2 separate regions of the Homo sapiens genome follow, and region 2 is linked to region 1. Evidence: read pairs that join two places in POLR2A ChIA-PET (ENCODE). Cell type or tissue: PC-9. All regions are shown on one strand.

The links. ChIA-PET counts read pairs that join two places held together with the same protein. Peaks named below come from ENCODE experiments on the same cell type or tissue, not always from the same donor. Only the 100,000 strongest peaks of a DNase experiment are listed, where the experiment ranks them.
Region 2: POLR2A ChIA-PET joins it to region 1 with 12 read pairs; 2 of 35 experiments call an interaction of 5 or more read pairs at or near these places.

What each region holds. Positions count from the first base shown.
Region 1 is chr9:99,430,141-99,438,140 of GRCh38, forward strand. All of the region lies in intron 2 of LOC107987011 (a long non-coding RNA gene), which reads right to left. Among named protein-coding and RNA genes, the nearest start is that of NAMA, 59 kb to the left of the region's middle. RefSeq lists enhancers at 3,007-4,206, 3,515-3,634, 3,645-3,724. In PC-9, no CTCF peak of the experiment used is centred here; a DNase peak (open chromatin) is centred at 3,651; H3K27ac peaks cover 1,718 bases.
Region 2 is chr9:99,057,631-99,065,630 of GRCh38, forward strand. It overlaps COL15A1 (collagen type XV alpha 1 chain), which reads left to right. Exons shown (of 42, transcript NM_001855.5): 36 at 2,259-2,323; 37 at 4,341-4,469; 38 at 4,615-4,674; 39 at 5,420-5,479. Among named protein-coding and RNA genes, the nearest start is that of TGFBR1, 43 kb to the right of the region's middle. In PC-9, no CTCF peak of the experiment used is centred here; no DNase peak of the experiment used is centred here; H3K27ac peaks cover 266 bases.

The sequences.
Region 1 (8,000 bases):
TCATTATCTGGACAGATTGATTAAAATACTTCACATCTCTGTGACCAACATCATATGGACATATATGAAAAGTCATGTCATAATTAGAATATCATGTGATGAATGTGGAATCAGGCCAAGGAGGAATGTCAGTCCACTGAGGCTGCTATAACAAAATGCCATAAACTGGCTGGTTTCTAAAAAACAGAAGTTTATTTCTCACAGTTCTGGAGGCTGGGAAGTCTAAGATTGAGTCACAGGGCACTGGCAGATTCAGTGTGGTGAGGACCTGCTTTGTGGTTCCTAGTTGGCTGTGTTTTCATTGTGTCCTCACAAGGCGGAAGTGGAGAACTCTGGTCTCTTTAGCCTCTTGTAAGGGCACAAACGCCATTCATGGGCTCTCCACTCATATGACTTAATCATCTCCCAAAGGCTCCACCCCTTAATACTATCACACTGAGAACTGAGTTTTAGTATATAAATTTTGAGAGAATACAAACATTCAGACCACAGCAGGGGGTTAGTCAGAAGGATCTAATGTTTAGTGGTCAAGTGTTGAGAGGATACATTCTTCAACAATAAGGATGAATTTGCCGAGAAAACAGGGATGTTCTAAGTCCGTTGGACACAATCCCTTGTGTGCATCTTCACATTCAGTATACCCTTCCCATTAGGGCTGTTGACCAAGGCTCTCTTGTCCATGGAGAGCAATAGATGGCCAATAATAGTGTAAGTCCCTATGATTCTCCTACTCCTACTGGCTCCCATTGCTGGCAGGCTGCTGATTGGCACATTTTTTGCTTCAGCTAGGTTCATATATTTAATCACACAATGGTCAAGGCTGGCCCCACAGGGCCGTTAAGTCAATAATTTTCAAAAGTTTTACCATGGCTCATTGAATAGAGTAAAAATCACACAAAATCACCCACTCTACCCCTTTCCACTTCCCAGCAGATAAAGAATATTGTGATCAAAATGAGAGAGGAACAACATAGTATTCAAATCATAACAATTCAGCAATTACCCCCAAAGGGTATCTATAAGGATAAGACCTGTATATAATTTTACAAAGTGCTTTAATTAATTAAAGAATAACAGCAATTGGAAGTCAGATCCAATTCATGACAGCTATGATGATGCACTGATAACAACACATCCTGCCTAAGCATCTTGGGAATTCCAACTCTTTGTTTTCTGTGCGGTGTTGGACATTTGCCATGCTGCTCAGTACTGTGTGTAGCAGCTAGACTTCTTATTAGAACACCAAGTTAGAGTTCTTAATAAACCCTGGCTCCTTTTTTTATAAATATCAGATCATAATATCTTTCAATGACCAACTTATTCATTTTCTGTTTCCCTTAGCTATAAATAAATACAGTAATAAATAACATCTCTTAAGTATTTACTTTGTTCCAGAAAGTCTCCAAAGAGCTTTTTGTGCATTAAAAAATGAGCATTCATGGTATTTCCAATCATTCATTGGTAAGAAGAAAGTAATTACATTTTTGGTTTAGCTTGTAGCCTGTCAGAAGCCCCCATAAACACTGCTTTAAGGTAATTTGGTGTGTCTCTGTCCTAAGCCATATGTACTAACTTTGAAGTTTGACTCCCAAAAGCCAATTTTATTTTCCTTAGTTTGAAATTTGGAGAACTATTTTTTGTTGTCTCCAAATCCTGACCACAGTATATAAAAACATTTGCCAACTATTAACTATTGCACATAAGTAAAGGTTTTAGACTGGAGACTGGCACTAACACTCCCATCGCCATTTAAAAATAAGGAAACGGAGGCCCAAACAGAAAATAACAGGAGATATGATGTTTTCAAGGCCACTCAGTGAACAGGCAGAAGAGTCGGAACCAGACCCCCGTCCCCTCCTTTCAGCACCTTGCAGAGAGCTCCAAAATACTGAAATCATGTTCAGCCTTTCCTGGCCCATTTTCCACATACAGTATTATCAGAAAAGCAATTTTCTCCTTCTCCTGATCTTAGCTTAACAAATGACCCAAAAACTTTTAGAAATTTAAAACAACAAACATTTATCATACAGTTTCTGAGGGTCAGGAATCCAAGAGTGGCTTAGTTAGGTGCTTCTGGCTCTGGGCCTCTCACGGGGCTGCAGATAAGGTGTCGGCCAGGGCTGCATCATCTAAGGCTTGACTAGGCTGCAGAACCTGTATCCATGCTCACTCATGCGCCTGATGGCTGGAGGCCTCAGTTTCTCACCACACGGGCCTCTCCATAGGACTGCTCATGGCATGGCTAATGATCAGAAACAAATGTCAAACTGAAGAGCTTGAACTTTATTCTACACAAAATGGGGAGCCACTGATGATTGATGAGAATAGCTAAGAGTCTTTTCCAAAGCCTTTTTTAAGGATTCATTGATGTCAGTCTACTGTTTAATTCTCTGGGCTGAGGCCATTCTATGTTGACTAAAATACCACTATGAATAGCCAACAGAAACTCAATAAAACAAAATTTGGTAGCATAAATCCTGCAAACACCCTATGGTGACACATAAACATTACTGAAAGAGAAGCAGGGGATAACATACTAAGTGTCTCATTAGAATGAGAAGAAAAAAAGATTTATTTTTGAATTTTTCCTTTTACAAAATTTAGAATCACAAATCCTTTGACTTTGAATTAAAAAAGAACTTCGAAACGATCTAGAGCAATGTCAGCTGATGACACCAGATCTGTGTTTCTAGCTTCAAGCACTCCTCTGGGCATGAGACTGGTTTATTCAGCTCATGGACACGTCAGTTGGTTGAACATGGATGCTTCCATTTCAATAGGTCAGAAATTCGATTCATCATTTCCCACCCCCCTTCTGCTTTGGGTGTTTTATTTAATTAAATCATCAGGTGCCCAGTCACCCAACCCAGGAGCCAGCAGGCCATCCTCTGTAGAATGCGGGAAGTGCGTTCCTACAGTGGACATCACCTACTGATCCTGCATCTAAAACACCTCTATGCTTCTCTCCCTCTCTCATGCTCTTGAATCCACTGCTCCTCCCACATACTGGCTTCGTTATCTCTCCCCTGCCTCTTCTGCCTTCAGTGCTTTAGGAATATATTGCCTAGCATGAAATATTCTTCTCTCTTGCCTGAATGGAAAATTCTTTGTTCTTTCAAGACCCGGTTCAAATATCACTTCCTCTCTGTGTTATTAACCTACGCTTGATCTGCACTCCCCACAAATTATTGTCAATGTCTAACATCATGGCTGTGTACATATCCTCTCTTCCACAAAACAATGTACTCTTTTTATTTTATAGTTTGGGAAACTCTGGCCCCCAAACACTAAGACTAAGTGACGTACTGAAGTTCAAGTTCACTCAGTTTGTCAACAGCAGATCCAGGACTACAAGATAACCTAGGAACAGAGCTCATCCCCATGGCCCCCCTATGATAAAATGTCCCCTGCTTTTTTAGCCATAGCAAGTATCTGCTGGGCTGAGGCCTTGGTTGTCTTTGAGAGTGAGGCTGTACCCCTCAAGGATGTGTCCTGTGTTGAGGGTAGCAGGGCCTGCCTGCAAATATCCGGGTCAGCAGGCCAGGAGAGTTCACACTGAGGGGCTGGGCAGGGGTGTTCAGGCTTTGCTCACAGGATGACTCACGGAGAGGAAGTGCCACTCAGATTTGTGAGTCACCCTCTTGGGCTCCACAGAGGCCCTGTCACGCAGGAGCCTGTCAGCTTTCATCTCCATCTCTCCAACCCCTAGGGCCAAAAGTCAAACTTGGTTTCTGCTTACTTGTTTGATTTTTAGTGGCTCCTCCAGCTCCAGAACCTTTAGCAAGCAGCTTCCTTTGAAAGTTTAAGATGGAAATCTCTAAGCTGGCCCTGTGCTTCCCCTGACAAGTGTGTAATCGATGGGAAATCTCTCACTGGAGGCTATCCTATCTGGAGTCTTGATAAAAGGCACTTTCAGAGAGGTGAAAGGCTCTTAGAGACCTTTTACAAAGAACTAAGCTGGCCTAAAATTGTCACCTTTATCCTCCCAGGTGACCATTCACTATCACCAACTCTCTGGCAGAGAAAAATGTGAGGATACAAACACAAAGAAAATCACTCCCTTAATACACACGGGGTAGAATCCTCTTTGGGTCAGACAGAAAAGCAGTGACTTGGGAGAAAATTGTGAAGGGTGGTTGGATGCTAGGAGCTGACTGGGCTGCATCTTTGAGCTTTAGTTCTACCCTTCCAAGTCTCCTGTCCTCCTTGAAGTTCTCTGCTTTTGATTTCTGTGGCCACCAGCACATATGGCCCTGTTTCTCTTGAACATACTTGAAATGGGCCAATACTTTCTAAAAGGCTTTACTAACACACTGAAGAAATGAACATAGAGAAATACCAATGGCATTGAGAACAATCCAGTTTACTCACAACTATATCTTGGGCCTAAGAATCCCAGAGCAAGCATAGGAGACCTTCATCAAGCTTTCCCAAAGCCCCTATTCAATTCCACCCTCTGCCTTGCTTCTTCTCCAACATTCCTGCCCTTCCCTCAGCCATAAGGCTTCTGGGTACCATTTTGTTTTCTGGCACCTGGAAGATAGTATGAAGGATCCTCTTGTTCAAACCAAATCAGAGGAGGGAAGACCAGTGAACAGATAATTGAACGCTGAATTAAAGCAGTGCAGGTGGAGCGAGGCAGCAGTATAAAGACAAAATAAACATTTAGGAGTTGGAATAGATGGAATCTGGGGACCTGTTAGACCTGGAGTGGAAAGATTGAATCTTTTTTTTTCTTGTTTTATAAGTTATCTGTCAAACTCAAGCTGGGATTTCCAATACCATTTGGATGTTGGAAATAGTATTGCTAAAAAACAAATTAACATCAGAAACAGGAGAAGCACAGAGAGATACAAGAGATAGAGAAATTTTGTTATTAATAAAGATATATGTAACAGGGTGTCACTTTTTAAAAAATCTAATTTGTTGTTATAAGTTACATAGTATAAAATGCCTAAATTTTAAGTGTACAGATTGTGAGTTTTGACAAATGTATATACCCGTATAATTATCACCTCAATCCGCAAACAAAACATTTCCATCACCTCAAAATATTCAAAATGTCTTGCCCAGTCAATAACCCCACCTCCATCCCCAGGCAACCAACGATCTGCTTTCTGTCACTATAGATTAATTTTGCATGTTCTAGAACATCACAGAAGTAGAACCATACAGCACATAATCTGTTGTGTCTGGCCATCTTTCACTCAGCATTATGTTTTTGAGATTCATTCCCATGTATCAGCAGTTCATTTCGTTTTGCTGCTGACTAATATTCCACTGTTTGGCTATATCACAGTTTGTTTATCCACTCACCTACTGATGGATGTTTGGATTACTTCTAGTTTTTAGCTATTAAAAATAAAGCTGCTATGAATGTTTGCATACACTTCTTTGGGTGTATTTCCACATATTTCCATTCCCCTGGGGAAAAACCTGAGTGGAATTGTTAGGTCACATGTTAGGCATACATTTAACTTTATAAGAAAATGGCAGCAATTTTTTTAACCAATAGAACACTTTTTATCATTATTTGCCACAATTCAAGGATGAGGAAAAAATAAATTTAGCCCAATCCTACTTGAATTAAGTTAGTGGGTCCTGAATTAAAAAGATTAAGTAATTATAAAATGTTAGTCTAAAAAATATTTCTATAAAAAGTGTTTCTAAAAAAGTATGATGTACACCAAGGGGGGGAAATTTTTGTGAACTTGGTATATTTTCTCCAGAAATGACCAGCACAACATTGTTATTTTATTAATGGGATTCAATTATATAATGTACAACTGTGAAGGGCTCCACACACATACATGGGGTATTGTCATTTTACTCTAATGGAAGCTGTTAGGGGACTTGCAGCATTGTTTTGCTTATAAAATCATGTGGACCCAATGTATGCTGGGATATCATCCTTCTGAGTTCACTCAGCCAGAAAGTTGAGCATGTATGTTGCCAGGTAAGCCGGCAACTTGGAAAATTATAGCTCCACTGTTCTTAAGGGTTCCCCTGTGGTTGGGAGCCTTAACATTGCCCCCAAGGGGCCTAACATCTCCAGGATCAGCCTAATCATTGGCTCAGTAATTTCTTTAGAAGCTGATTGACAGCAGGTGCCAATCTAGATAATCACCAGAGAGCTCCAATTAAAAGCTCTACCCATCGATCCCAACCGCCAGGACTTGGGACTTTAATACAAATCCACAAGTAAAAAAAGTTACCCCCTAAGAAAAAAAAAAAGCAGCATTTTTGTGGATGCACCATATTATATGGCGAGGTTATACATTATTTATAATTCATAGATGCATTTTTAATTTATCCTCCTAAATGTTGCATTGTTAGTCTAATAAGGTTGGTATTCAGATCCTTTCTTTTTCAATTCTCCACCTTGGAAAGGGACATTAGTCTGGAAGAAAATATAAATGAAAAAGTATTTTTAGCACTGACAAAAATAGGAACCATTTGTAAGTAATTTGTTCTATTGTAATTGCCGGGGACTTCATTAACCACCTAAGGAGGAAGTGCCCAATGTTTTTACTAGTCTTCCAGATAAGACCAAGTTTAAAACACACACTCTCTATTGGGATTATGTGAAGATGTTAAAACTTCACCAGAAAGGTGACAAGGTGTCTTGATAATTGAGGCAATCTTGGAAGTCGGTTGGTGTGTCCAACAGCTATGAACTAATAGTGGCTAATCAAACACAGCAGGTCTCACAGATACCAGCAAATGCCAAACAGCTTCTTGTATGCACGGAATTCAGTCTTAATTAGTCACAGAGGAGGAATAGGCACATTTAAACTAATCCGAGGAATCATTATTGTTTGAGTTGCTTACACACAAACATGAAAACTGCTGCCCTCAAAACAATCAGTTCCCGCCTGCAAAGGGAGGGTGTACAAGATAGTCCACTGACCTTTATAAAAAGGACTGTCCAGAGGAGGATTCTCTCCAACATGTCTCCTTTTTATTATATCCTGGGCCTATTTCTCAGTAGCTCTATCTCACCTGGTAAATAATATATGTATGGTGCATGTTAACTCGAGAGTGGCTACTGACAAGAAATATAAATGAACTTTTAAATTGTTTGGATAGTTTGATGGATGAAGAGCTATAAGTACCAGTGGCAGAGAGTGAGATAGACATGACTATTAAGGCAGGCTTTCCACAGCTGTCCTGTAACAGGTGTGTCAACTGGGGATTTTCCTGTTGCCCCAGGACTGCTGCCAAGACCCTGAATGGAGAGAGCAAAAGGCACTTGGTGCTCCACTTTGGATGTTCAGGCCCAGCCACAACAACACGGACTTACTGAGAGTGCTAATTCCGGAATCATCTGCCAGATCCACCACCCATACCCAAACTCCATAGGAAGAAAAGACCTGAAGCTTGAGAGAGGATCAGCCTTGTGGTAGTGCTGCATTTGTGGAGACAGGCTATTCCCTTCCCATAAGGCTAAGGGGGTTCTTCCTGCTCTTAGACTCTCTTGAGGTTATGTGTTTTCCTTCTCTAAGTATTCACAAAGAAAGGAGATGCCTGCAAGGAGAAGAGCCAGCATTTCATTTCTTTATCACTGCTCAGGCTGTGTAATCTGAATGAGAAAAAGAGACAGTCTCCCCAGCCTCCTCATATGTGGAGGTCCCTGACTGCCCTCATGTAGAGGACAATGAGGCATCCATATCAGAGGAACATTGTGAGAAGTCCACTAGCTGGGGTTCAGTTGAAACTTGCTGCCAAACTTTTCAAGGGACCTCTAATGGCCAAAGGAGCTTCCTGGACACAAGTCCCTAATCAACCTGTCATGTTGAAGCCACCACTGTCCTATCAAAACTGCAGAAGATGAGTTTGACTTTCCGTGAGCCACCCCGGAGGCTACAACCTTACCCAGTTAAATAAAGAGACATCTTCTCTTTCCTTTCCCCTCCTCCCTCGCCCAAACCAAAAGCCTCAGCACCCAGAAGATGGAAGGGAAGGTGGTGTTTGAAACCACACCCAGCCTCCCTTCACCC
Region 2 (8,000 bases), 370 kb before region 1:
CTTTCCAAGGTCACACAGCTAATAAGTGACACCAACAGGATTCAGACCCAGAGCAGTGTAGCTCCAAAGCCTGTGTTATTTCTACTATGTCCATTGGAGGAGACAATAATAGCAGCAATAATAGCATGAAGGCATACTTTTTTGTTGTTTGGCTTGGCAGGAGCCAGGTATGGTGGAAGCATACCTGGAAAGAGACCTACAGAGTCCTTGGCATAAGGAGAGCTTTACACAGGAGGTGACTTTGGGGCTGGGGCTTTGACTTAGCCTTGGATCTTTTGGCTGCAAGTGATAGAAACGTAACTCAAAGTAGCTCAAGCAAAGGGGAAATGTACTGGGTGTGAAGGAGGGAGTGAACAGTCAACTTGTGGGAGAGGTAGATAAACAGCTGGACCTCAGGAACAGCCAGAGCCAGGGACTCAACCCCTGCAAGGATTCTCTGGCCATCTCTTGTCTCGGCTTCTCTCTGCATGCAGTTTCACGCTTCCTCACCACAAACCACATCCTCTGCACAGCGGGAAATATGGTTACTGACAACTTACAGCTTCCACTGTCAGCTAGAAATCTTGAACTTCTTTTACTATTTTAGTTTGAAAAGTCCTGGGATGGGGAAGTCCTAGAGAAGGGTCCTGATGGGCCTGACTTGGGTGAGGTACCCAATCTTGGACAAATCACCTATGACCAGGAGGTCGGATCACATGAGAACATGGTAGCTCTTTCTGGAACCAAATGGTTGTAGAGGTGAAGGGAAGGTCCCAAGAGAAGGAGATGAGGACACTGGTCCTACAAAGGAAGAAGGTGCCGAGTGTATGGAACCACAGGTGCCCACACAGCCATGAGGGAGGAGTAGGACTACAGGAGGTGGAGGCATATTACAGGGTGAGTGCAAGGTGGAGAAAAACTGTTGTCCACAGCAACACTACATTAGGGCTGCCGGGATGCCTTGCTGCATTGAGCAAGGATTGCTTCTCACATAATGTATAGCAATTCAGTTTACAAAACACTTTCATGGCCATTATCCCATGTAGTCTTCACAGCAACCCTGGGAGGAAGATAAAACAGATATTATTATAAAATTCATCTCACGGATGAAGACACTGAAGCTCACAGAGGTGAAGAGACTTACTTGAGGTCACAAATTCTATTAGGAGGCATGGCTGGGATCCAAATCCGAGTCCACTGGCCCTCTATCCACTAGACATTTGCCACCTGTGTGTGGGTGTTCAAGTCCTATGTTGGAACTGAACATTTGCTTGCAACGACCTGAAGGACTGTATAATTTTACTGGGGCTTGTAAAAACACCCTTAATTCTGCCAAGAGCTTGGCAGATTTGGAGGAGTTGTCGGGGGTAGGGTGAGCAGAGGATGAGAGAGGTAGAAGAACAGCCAAAGGAATAGTTGTAATTATACTACTTTATGTTTGCCTAAAGTAAGGGCTTTTCAGTTGAGGAATCATAGACTCCTAGAGAGTTCAAGGATATACCTCCAGGATTTGTCATCCCAGTAATATTTTTTTATAGAATTATGTGTGCATTTCTCTGGGAAAGAGGGCACTAACCTTGATCTGATTTTTAAGGGCACTGTGACTCTTCAAAAGCTAAGAGCTCCTGGCCGGATGAATGCTGTACATGTACAATTTTCAAAGCACTCAGTTCTCACCGCAGCCCAGGGAAGAAGAAATGCCTATTTTACATTTTGCAGATGAGGAAACAGCTTTGGAGAGCTTGCTGTTTCCTCGAGATCACACAGCTAGGAATGGACAAACTTAAGGACTTGAGTCCATGTCTCTGGCCCCAAGGCCAGGGCTACTGTCACTGCACCACCCTGGTCTCCTCCCACTCCCTAGAGCCTTCTCTTCCTCTTTCTGAGCCTGCTTCCTCTGTTCAGTGTCACATGCTTGTCTCTTGGGTGAAATAAGTTATATGAGTCAGGACATTTTTGAATGCAAGTGACAAAATATTCAACTTAAGCTGGCTTTTATAAAACAACCACAAAAGGAATTGATTCACTTATGAAACGGAAAAGCACTAGCCATGGCTTCATCCAGGGTAACAATCAAGAATCCCAGCTCTTCCCTGAACCAGTCAATGTGGCCTAAGTCACACGCTGGGGGCACAGCACCCAAGATACAGGTGGAAGTTGGGATGCTTTGTGGCGCTGTGAATGGGGTTGAACACACTTCTCTCCGGGAGTCAGCTGATACCTCAGACATTTTTCAGAGTGTGGTTTTTGTGTAACTTCTCTTTTCTGTTTTGTCTTAGCTGTGGCCCTTCCAGGTCCCCCTGGCCCTCCAGGACAGCCAGGGCTTCCCGGATCCAGAAACCTGGTCAGTATTATCATCAGTGTGTAGTCATCATTCCATTTGGGATAGATATACTTAAAACTCTGCCTACGATCTCCTGTGTCTGACATCCCTTGGGGATCAGGCCTTCATGATAGTAGGCTTGGTGCAATTCCATAAATAGTAGAAGGGATTTGTTATCTATTTGGATGACTTATTAAGTAAAAAGACGTGAAAAAACAAAATCATGTATATGTAAGTTCCACCATTCGAATCCTTAATTGACTAAGTTATAACAAGAACCAATCATATTACTTATATATTTTTATATATATATATATATATATATTTTTTTTTTGCTGGATGAGGGGTGGACGGGGTCTCACTCTGTCACCCAAACTGGAGTACAGTGGTGAGATCACGGCTCACTGCAGCCTCAACCTCCCTGAGCTCAGGTAATCCTCTCATCTCAGCCTCCAGAGTAGCTGGGACTACAGATGCACACTACCACACCTGGCTAATTTTTTTTTTTTTTTTTTTGTAGAGACAGGGTTTTTGTTACATTGCCCAGGCTGGCCTTGAACTCATGGGCCACCAAGGTGATTCTCCCACCTTGGCCTCCCAAAGTGCTGGGAGTACAGACACGAGCCACCACGCCTGGCCACCAATAATAGTATTTCAAAAAGCATAAACCTGCTCGGGTGCGGTGGCTCACTCCTGTAATCCCAGCACTTTGAGAGGCTGAAGCAGGAGAATCACTTGAGTCTAGGAGTTCAAGACTAGCCTGGGCAACATAGTGAGATCCTGCCTCTACAGAAAAATGTAAAAATTAACTGGGTGTGGTGGTGCATATCTGTAGTCCCAGCTACTTGAGAAGCTAAGGATCACTTGAGCCTGGGAAGTCGAGGCTCCAGTGAACCATGACTGTGCCACTGCACTCCAGCCTGGGTGAAAAAGCAATACCCCATCTCTAGAAAAAAAAGAAAAAACAAAACAACAAAAGCCCAAGAGCATAAACAATGTTACAACAGGTCCTTGTGCTGGTCAGATTTACTTGGATAATTCAGTCTTCTCCATTCTGCCAAAGAACATCTCTGGCACATTCGTTACCCTGCAGTTCGTTGGAACAAGACATAGCACTCCAAGATTACTGTAATGCACAGAAAAATGGACAAATACTTCACAAGGATGTCAGGAGTCCAAAAATGCTCTTTGATCTTTGCTGGATGTTAGTTGCAAAATTTGGCTGCCAAAAGAAAGAACTGTCCTACATATGATGGAATTCTGATATTTGGTTCCCTTGGGGATATCTAAGTCATTTTGATGCACAAAGCCATTATCTTCAAGGCTAGGTGAAAATTAATATTTTATAATCTTTCTCAGTTACAATGAAAAATAAAAACTCTCTTGGCCGTTATTTCTTTGAGATTTGATGCTATTCAATAGATTTTTGTAGCTTCTGTATGTGCTTCTAGATATGCCAAATGGCTGTCTAATCTTTGGCACTTTTCTAGGCAGAGAAATTACAGACCTCCATTTTCTATCATGCATTTAATGTAACTACCAAGCTAGACAAAAAAGATTTAAGACCTTAAGTATAGTTGCTCACTTGCTTGCCTTTCTTATTCCAAATGAAAAATTTGAAACTCTTCAAGGACCAGCATGAAGTAACACCATTTAACCATGTTAGTGCCACCAAGTAGCTTAAAAAAATAGAAGTGGTAAAACTTACCAGTGCTTTTGCTAATACCCAAACCAAAACAAAGATAACTCCATTGACAATTTGTAAATGTCTTTATACTCACATAATATTGTCATTTTTGTTTTAATTCATTTATTATAAGTTAGATTTGTGTTTCAAAGTATACATGTTTTTGTTTTATCAAGAAGAATGCCCTTTAGTTACTAATGAAGGTATATACCTCTATCTGGCACATTAACAAGCCTCTTTATTGAGTATCTGGGGACGGCTCCTAGTTGACTTTACAGAGAGGCCAGGTTATCAGATGGTGCCATTCCTCTAATGATAATGGCAGTGTTTGGAATTTAAATGATCTGACAGGTCACAGCATTCAGCAACATGGATGACATGCTGCAGAAAGCGCATTTGGTTATAGAAGGAACATTCATCTACCTGAGGGACAGCACTGAGTTTTTCATTCGTGTTAGAGATGGCTGGAAAAAATTACAGGTAATTTCTAAACTTCCTTTAACACACTGCCTTCAAATACCCTCTAAAAATAATAATCTACTCCCATAAATGCCATTTTTTTCTGTTTTGAAATGGGAGAAGTTTGTAATTGATCTTTCATTTCAATGTACTGTTTTTCTTAAAGCTGGGAGAACTGATCCCCATTCCTGCCGACAGCCCTCCACCCCCTGCGCTTTCCAGCAACGTGAGTAGTTACCCTGTTGGACTGCTCATGCATTCATTTATCAGCATTTCCTGAGTCCTCCTTGGTATCTAGCACCAAGCTCTCCAAACTCTGGACAGTCAGCTGTGCACGGTTTAGTATCTGGTGAAATCCTAGAAATTAATGGGTGCTAACAGGAGGTTCCCACAGTAGAGCGGAGGAATAACTAGATCCAGAGGCTGGAGACCTGCTGTTCCCATGTAGTAGCCAAATCTTCTTGGGCAGAGGGCTTCCTCTATCTTGGCCTCAGTTTGTTCATCTGTGGAATCATTGGTTGGTATAAGCAATCTAGAAGATTCCTTTAATTTTTGGCACCATCTGCCTCATAAGAACATGGGCAACTGGCATTGTCCATCTTCTAGCCCTAGAGCAATGCTTTGAGGTGGGTACTATCATCCCCGTTTTGCAGATTATGAAACTGAGGCTCTGAAGAGGTAGCTTTCTCTATTAAGTGAAAGAGTTGGTGATTAAACATGGGTTTATCAAAAAGAATGCCCTTCCTTGATTCAGTGCTCTTTTTAAAACTCTTGAGAACATTTTCTCCCTTTCTGAAGATGATTTCTTCAGCAGGTCATGAAACTCTTTACAGTTAAGAGTCACAGTTACAGACAATGGCAAATTATTTAAAGCATCTTCTCAAGAAACATTGCACTTGCACCTCAATACACTCTGAAGAACAGATTGAATGCATATTCAGAACTGTTTCTTTTCCTCCTTTTCATAACAGCCACATCAGCTTCTGCCTCCACCAAACCCTATTTCAAGTGCCAATTATGAGAAGCCTGCTGTAAGTACAATTTATACATTTAATCTTCAAATACTGAGTGTATATCTGCTAAGTGCTAGGTCTCATGCTTAGTACACAGTTCCTACCATCATGATACTTATAGACTAGTGAGAGAGGCAAACAAAAAACAGAGAATTACAATACAGTGTGGTAAGTTGTTTGGGTGAACCAAGCACAGGGTGCTGGGGGTATAAGGGAGGGCAGAGACGTCTACCTGGAGGAGGTTACCTCCAAACTAAGACCCAAAGGACAGCTGAGTTCGGGAGTGAGCCAGGTGGGAGAGAGGCAAAGGGAAGATGGAATAGAGGGAGGTAAGGGGAAGGGCTGTGCATTCCTGTAATTGCTAGTATTAAATTACAGGCAAAAGAGTAGAGTTCAAGGCAGAAAAGGGAGACATTTAGTCTGTGGAAGTCAGCAAAGCAAGTGCTAGGTTTCAAGGGTCTGCAAGCCAAGCCAAAAAGTTTGACCATTTTCTGTGGGCAATGGGGAGCTACAGAAGGGTTTAAAGCAGGAAACAGGTATGACAACACTAGTGTTTCAGAAATTACCTTGGCTACAGTGTGCAGATTAATCAGAAGGGACAGGAGCAGGGGTCCAAAGGCCAGTTAGGTGACTCCTGTGTTATCTGAACTAGAATCACAGCAGTGAGCCCATAGACTAGTGGGCAATTGGAGAGACATGAAGGAAGCAGAAGTGACTAATTGGGTCATTGATTGAATATGGCGCATTAAAGATGAGAAAGGTCAAGAATGATGCCCAGGTTTCTGCTTGGATGATTGAGTGGTGACAGTTTCCTTTCCAGGGATTGTTTCATTGCTGGGATTAGAAAGTCTCTCTATTCCTTTGCTAGCTTAAGTAAAGATCTCGTTTAAATCAGCATAGAAACCTCATGGAACTCCATCACAGGAAGAACAGCCAGGCCTGGGACTCTTGTCTCTATTAGTCTGCTTTGCTCTCTCTATAGACCACCTTCTGAAAGGGTCTTTCTTCCTCCCAACCTCACCCCAAAACACATATATAGGTGACATGAGCTTGCACACAGCTTTGGGTCACCCTGGCACTGATTCTTGCCCTAAGTCTGTGTGATCTTACAGCTGCTGACCCCAGTACTACTGACTCAGTTCAGAGTCTTGGGAGAGATAGTTTATATGGTCTGTCTTGGGTCAATTGCCCACTCCCAGCCCAATCAAGAGTTACCAGGAGAATGAGTTTGAAGGTCTAAGGCCACTCCTTATGGCAGGGATTGTGGGGGCATTTTCTATTGTGCTGCTATTGACCAAGGAGGAACTAATTTGGAGCATGGTGAGTCTGAGGTGCCTGGAGGAAACCTGAGTGGAGACTACCAGGAAGGAATAGGTTCTGAAGGTCTGAAACCCCACAGTGGGATCTTGGCTGTAGATGAGCCATGCAATTACTACGGGGCTGGTTGGATTCCCAAAAGAGAATCTATACAGTCAGAAGGGATTAGACTATGAGGAGCAAAACTGAAAAGGAACTGATGGGAGAAATATGAGAAAGAAACTGAGAAGCCATAGCCAGAAAGGAAGAAAGCAAGCCAAGCAAGGTAGTAGCCAACAGTGTCAAAGGCTGCCAGGAAATTCATAAGAAGAACCAAAAGGTGTCCTTCAAATTTAGAAACTAGAGCAAAGCATTTAGTAGCCAAAAAGATTCTAGTTGGTTGAAGAGTCAGTGGGAAGTGAAGGAAGAGAAATGTGAGTGTCAGTAACCCTTCAAAAAGCCCCAAAGTTAGGGCAGTAGCTAAAGGATTTTTTAAATGGTATTTTATAAATTCAGAACTAATACGTATTCATTGCAGAAAATGTCAACAATGCATGAAAAGAATGGAGAAGAAAATAGTAACACACCTACAATTTTATCAAAACTACAACCATCCACAAAATAGCAATTTTAACATTTTGAGTGTTATAACATTACTGTCTTCCTAAAAGTACAATATAAAAATGTTGTCATTTTATAAAAATGTTCCAGCAATTAGAGAAATACAAACATGAGAACACAAAAACCCCCAATCTCGTCATTCAGAAACAACCGTAATTTCAGACATTTCTCTGTGTCTCTCTAAAGGACAGTAGGGCTTGGTGGGATTAGAGGTGGCAAGGAAGCCCTGCAGTTGCCCCCTGCCTGTGCCTTTCTTAGGTGGCCCCTGGCATTGGGGAAGCCTCATTCCATCAAGGCCTCGTGTGATGCACTCTGATGTAGCCCCAAAGCACACTGGTTGGAAGATGATGAGACCATAGGGCTTCTTCCCTCAGGCACCAGAGTCTCCAGATGCATGAGGAAGAAGACGGGGGGTGGGGGCAGTATAGTCAGATGGCAAGGACATCAAAGGGTCAGGGTGTATATGTGGAGGTGGAAGTCTGGTGGCCTGCCTGTGATTGTGGTGGGTGGGCAGCATGCTAAAGCTCCCTCTTACCCTAATGGCTGGGAATGTAGAGCATAAAATGCTAGCCACTGGGAGGCCTGCTGGGGAAGCCTTGGCTCAGTGCGGGGCAGGAAGGAG